2 separate regions of the Homo sapiens genome follow, and region 2 is linked to region 1. The links are chromatin contacts, found by Hi-C or POLR2A ChIA-PET in ENCODE. All regions are on one chromosome and are shown on one strand. Each heading gives the region's core, a stretch centred on a gene start or an enhancer-like site at or near the end of the contact. The rest is flanking DNA. Distances are from core to core; before and after follow the strand shown.

What was found. Hi-C counts contacts between places; a loop is a spot of excess contacts on that map. ChIA-PET counts read pairs that join two places held with the same protein, here RNA polymerase II (POLR2A). Pooled maps may share reads with other maps.
Region 2: a pooled map shows a loop between it and region 1 (4-fold over the local background). The contact joins the promoter of CRYL1 here to the promoter of LATS2 in region 1. A Hi-C loop is called at or near these places in 1 of 37 single-sample maps with no recorded cell type and 5 of 50 pooled maps. POLR2A ChIA-PET finds 5 or more read pairs at or near these places in 1 of 52 experiments (WTC11).

What each region holds. Positions count from the first base shown.
Region 1 is chr13:21,060,182-21,062,994 of GRCh38, forward strand. It overlaps LATS2 (large tumor suppressor kinase 2), which reads right to left and starts at 1,405. Exons shown (of 8, transcript NM_014572.3): 1 at 1,165-1,405. RefSeq lists an enhancer at 1-764 and silencers at 270-679, 820-1,619.
Region 2 is chr13:20,524,592-20,527,291 of GRCh38, forward strand. It overlaps CRYL1 (crystallin lambda 1), which reads right to left and starts at 1,266. Exons shown (of 8, transcript NM_015974.3): 1 at 1,163-1,266. The coding sequence starts at 1,203. RefSeq lists a silencer at 942-1,491 and an enhancer at 1,672-1,781.

The DNA of each region.
Region 1 (2,813 bases), core at 155-2,654:
CTGGAGACTTGCATTTCACAAACGGGTTTGCTCCAGGCCGCACTCCATCCCCGAGGGAAAGCTCCCCAGAAGTTCTGGAGTTGGGCTGAAGGATGTGATGGCAAGATGTGAATGATGTCAGAATCCCCATCTCCAGAGTCCGGCTGGGGAGCTAAGCGCAGGTGAGCTTACATCAGAAGAGAAAGCCAAACCCCCCACACGTCGCTAAACTAGGGCACGGGAATGGCGTGTTATGCAACGGCCGCCGTTCGCGTGGCCACGAAAGCGCTCCTGCGCCTCGGGCCGCGTCCCGCCAAGACCGTGAGCAAACTCGCAGAGTTGGCGCGGCAGCCGGCCGGGAGACGCCGAGCAGGGCCTGGCCGCCCGCAGCCCGGGAGGAACGGCGCCCCCAGGGTCCGGTGGCCTCTGAGGGGCTGACTGGCCCGTGAGCCGGCGGCGCGGCCGCGGGGAACGGGGTGGGAACCGCGCGGCAGTGGGTGAGGCGGCGCAGCCACCGGGGGCTGAGGGGCGGCGCGGCCTCGACTGCGGCACCGCCGTGGGTCCGTCGGCTCGCGGGACGACGGGGCGGCCGGCGGGGGCCAACAGGGCGGGCTCTGAAGGACTGATTGGCCCGTGGGACGATGGCGCGGCCGGGAGGATGGCCCCGGATCCGTGGGACCGCTGCGCCGCCGGACCGGGGGTCCCGAGGCTGTCAGGGGCGCCCGGCCGGGCGTCTAGTGAAAAGCCGATCCCCCGGAGACAGCGGAAGCAGAGGCGCGCCCGGCGCTACGGCCTTTCGGGTCTAGGACACCGCCCCCGGCCCGCGCCGCCCCTGCCCCGCCGGGATCCCGGCCGCCCCGGTCGCCGCACAACAAAGCGGCGCAGCCCCGCTGCCCCCGCCCGACGCCGGCCTCCAACTTCCCCGGCTCCTCTGGAACCGGCTCCGCGGGCTCCGTACGGCCTGGACTACGAGCCGCCGGGCGGGGGCGGCTCCGGGCGGGCGCGGACCGTGGGGGCAGGGCGCAGGGCTCCGTCCGGACAAACTTCCTCGGCCGCCCCGCCGGGCGCCCTTCCCGGAGCCTCGGCACCACAGTAGGTGCGCGGAGCCGCAGGGCTCGACCGCTTCGCGGAAACTCTCGCCACCCTCCGAGCTGCCGCCCCGACCCCAGCTCCCAGCCCCCTCACCTCCAGGGGCGCGGTCTACACCCTCGGGGGCGTCCTGGCCGGCGGCTCCCGGGCCTCTCGCGCCGGGAGACCGGGCACTGGTGGCTGGAGCTGCTGCTGGCCCCGCAGGGACGGGGGAGCCCCGGGCGGCGGCGGTGGCGTGGACGGCGACTGCTCCATCTTCCCGGGGCGCTCACGCCGCGGTTCCAAAGCGCAGACCCAAGTGGGACATTCGCTACATTGTTGGCATTCCACGGGCGTCACGTGACCCCGCCTCCCGCGTCACTCTCGGCCGCATACCAGTCCGGGCGGGGCGCCTGCGGCCCCTGCTCCTCCGCGGCCGCTCCGCCCAGCCCCGCCCGGCCGTGCTTCCTGCCTCCGGCCTCGACCGCCACCTGCCCACGGCCTCCCTGCTGGCCTGCGGTAGCTCGCCAGGGCCTCTCGGACCTATTTGACTGGCTGCTATCTGCCCCCAAACTTGAGTATTTGCCCTCTCGACTGCATTTGTATTAAAAGTTGGTAACTGTCGTTAAAGCCACTATTCTTAAGTATCTCATACCAGTCTTGGTGAAAGAAAAAAAAAAGTTAGCAGGCCTGAAGGAGCCACCAAGTTACCAACTAGTGGCTGGACACTAAAAATAGGGGCAGAAAAGGACAGACGGCTATTGGGACAGTGGAATCAAACAATTAAGAAGGACGTTTGCCAGAAGCGGTGGCTCACGCCTGTAATCCCAGCACTTTGAGAGGTCTAGGCGGGTGGATCACCTGAGGTCGGGAGTTCGAGACCAGCCTGACCAACTTGGAGAAACCCCCGTCTCTATTAAAAATACAAAATTAGCCAGGCGTGGTGGCTCATGCCTGTAATCCCAGCTCTTCGGGAGGCTGAGGCAAGAGAATCACTGGAACCCGGGAGGCGGAGGTTGCGGTGACCTGAGATCGCATCATTGCACTCCAGCCTAGGCAAGAAGAGCAAAACTCCGTCTCAAAAAAAAAAAAAAAAGAACGTCTGATGCACACCCAAATTTAACCTGATTTAATTTAATCAACCTCCCCTCCCCATGTATATTTTCTTTCTGAGAAGTATTTTATGGTGTAGGGAATAGTATAGTACCGTATATACCAGCAAGTGAGGTCGTGGGTTTTGAACAGCTTCACTATCCATTTGAGGACTGTGGATCTGGTACAGGGACAGAAGCAGGGATGGTGCAAAGATTCACAGTAGAAATAATAGACTGGAAGCCAAATCCTCAGTCTACTTCTGGCTCTCCTAACATCATACTTCCTACCACCTATATCTGTGGCAAGTGATGCTGAGGGTCAATATAGTGTTTAAAGTCAACTCGATTTCCTCTTTAATTGACAAACTCTTGTGAAATTTTTAAATTTTACTCTCATGGGAAACAGTAGTAAAGGTCATTATCTGTGCACTATTTTGACAGTCTCACCCAGCCTTCAGTCCCTGGTTCATCCTCCTCCCCTCCCTCTCTTTCAATCTCTTAAGGCCTCAGCTCTTCCAGGGAATCTTCTCAGATCTCTGTTTTCTCTCTTCTTTGGGCTCTGATAATCAAACCGTAATCCCTTCCTGCCAGCAGAAGTGTGCAAAAAAAAAAAAAAGAAACCATCATCGTGCAGCTTAGAATTCAATTTAATTTTTCGATAGTATCCTGTAT
Region 2 (2,700 bases), core at 16-2,515, 540 kb before region 1:
GTCTCGAACTCCCGACCTCAGATGATCCGCCTGCCTCGGCCTCCCAACGTGCTGGGATTACAGGGGTGAGCCACCGCGCGCGGCCCAAAGTGCACTTTTTAATATGCCTTCACTATTCAACCACGGGCACTCATGGGCCAGAAAGAACAAAGGCACAGTTAACTCCACTGCTCTGGAGAAAAGAAAGCTGACAACAAGGAATCTGATGCCTTCCTTCAGTGGGAAGGAAACACCCTGACATTGGAAGTGGTCTCCACACCGGGTTGTACACTGATGGGGGGCGGAGTCGGGGGCAGGCCAACACCTCAACAGCAGTCACCAAAAAGGTGCTTTTAACTATCAATAGCAAGTATTAACATGTTTATAGATTGCTGCTAACAGCTGGCCAAAGAAAGGTACATACAAATGCCCCTTTTTAAAAAACAAAAATAGCAAGGATTGTAACCGTAGGGGTGGGGGGCGGGGTGGGGGAAGCACACACTAAAAATCAGTTTGGGCAGAATTTAAGCTGTTAAATGGACACACTTAGCAAACTCTCTGGGCTCCATCGGCCCCCACCTCCCCTCTGGAAACATCGCCTCGCCCAGGAATTAGGACTGCGTGTATGTTCGCCTAACACCTGCTGCGGCCTCCAGCGACATCGTCGCCGACAGGACTGCGCTGGCACCCTCCCTGCTGGGCTAGTCCTGTCTCCGTCACTAAACGCCTGTGACCTTAGGTAAACTGCTTAGTCTCAGTATTCTCATTCGTAAAATGGGGATGAGAACACAGTCGTCGCAGGATCGCAGCCAGAATTCGTTTCATTCAACACGGTGCCTGGCACTTCTATGTGGACCTGCGGGCAGACGCGGCGACATTCAACAGAGTCCAGGAACCGCAGGCCCCGCGGCCTGGGCGGTCAACCTCGGAACCTCCTGCAACGCTGGCTCCCGGGAAGCAGACCCAACTCCGCGGGGCGCCTCCACCTGCCAAGCCCCTCCAGCCGCGCCTCTCCCCGAGCCCGCCAGCGCCGTAGGGGCCGCAGGGCGCAGGGCTTCGGAGGACCGGAGGCCGGGGCGGGGACAGCGACCCGGCGCCCACCCCGAGGGCCCCACGCGAGGGCACCACGTCCCCGGCGTCTCCCCGGGCTCCAGGGGCAGCAGCGCGGCTCGGAGCCCTTTACCTGCCAACGATCACCACGCAGCCGGCCGCGGAGGACGCCATGGTTGGGCCGGGGACGCGGCGCCGCGGGCGCTGGGACCAGGCGCCGGCGGAGCTGCGAGCTCTGGGCTCCGGGGAGGGCGGGTCCCGCGCCCATTGGCTGCGCGCGCGGACCGGGAGGGCGGGGAGGGCCGCTTGGTCCCTGAGTGGGGTGCGCGCCGCGGGCCCGAGACACCGGGAGACACACGGCGCGCCGACCCTCGTGGGCAGGGGCAGGACCAGCGCGGGGGCACGTCGGGGGGTGGAAAGCGGGAAGACCACGCGCTTGTGACTGTCAGCATTCACCGTGAAGTCCGTGTCTATAGGAGGGGACACGGGCAGGCTGGCACGGGCTCTAGCGCTAAAGCACCCTAGAGAAACTGTCAGAGAATGTCCCCTTTGCTAATTCGTCTCTGAAAGACGCCTGCCGCTGCCGCCAACTGCGAACTGGGCGCAGGGACTGCGACAGCAGTGAAAGAGAACACCTGATGCGTTCATCTGCGCTACGGAAGGACACGTCTGAATTCCTCCACGGAGCACACTCTGCACTCGGTTTATGTATCAGAAAAAGGAAATGCCCTCGTGCCCTGACTCCTGGCCTTCTTGGAGCCCGGAACAGACCAAGAGGAAGGGGCATCACACATTGCCTGACAGTGGTGTGCGTCCACACAGCACAAGCTGAACGGGAAATGACACAGTCATTAGACAGAGGAGACAGTACTCAAGCTGGAACCGCAGCCAACACTGAGATGATAAAAGGAAGTCTTCCTTTGTTTCCCCTGAGTCAGGAACGTGGAAAGAGAAATCTCAGGGGAGGGGTTAGGTTTTTTTGTTTTGTTTTGTTTTTTAAAGAACAGTTTCACAAATTATCGATAAATATTTGTAAAGTATTCAACCTCAAGAGAAATGAAAAGTAACACAAGGAAGATAAGTCATCTCTCACTCATCAGATTGGCTAAGTCACATGGATTGATTATATTCCCATATCCGTAATGGAGTGTTTCGGACATGCAACTTACACACAGTAGAAGGCAAGCTTAAATGTTGAGGACTTTTTGGAGGGAATGTTACAGTACATTGTTGAGACAGCCGCTAGCCTGAGCAACCGCGCCTGCTCTGGCTGAGAATACAAGGCTCCAAAGCTTCCATCTTCTGATGGAGCAGTTTCTGTAGTCAGTTACACAGGCAGCCAATATAATAATCAAGGCACCCAGGGAGTGAGCATCCTGTGACTGCTCACTACCGGAGGCTATGGGGGCAGCAGACTGGCTTGTTTGCTGCTCCCTGCAAAGTCATGCCTGAAATCCCAGCGCTTTGGGAAGCTGAGTAGTAAATAATAGCTTGAGGCCAGGAGTTCAAGACCAGCCTGGGCAACAAAGCGAGACCCCTGTCTCTACCAAAAAATTAAAAAACTTATCCAGGCTGGTGCCGCCTGTAGTCTCAGCTACTCAGTAGGCTGAGGCAGGAGGATTGCTTGAAGCCAGGAGTTTGAGACCAGCCTGTGCGAGATAGTGAGAACCC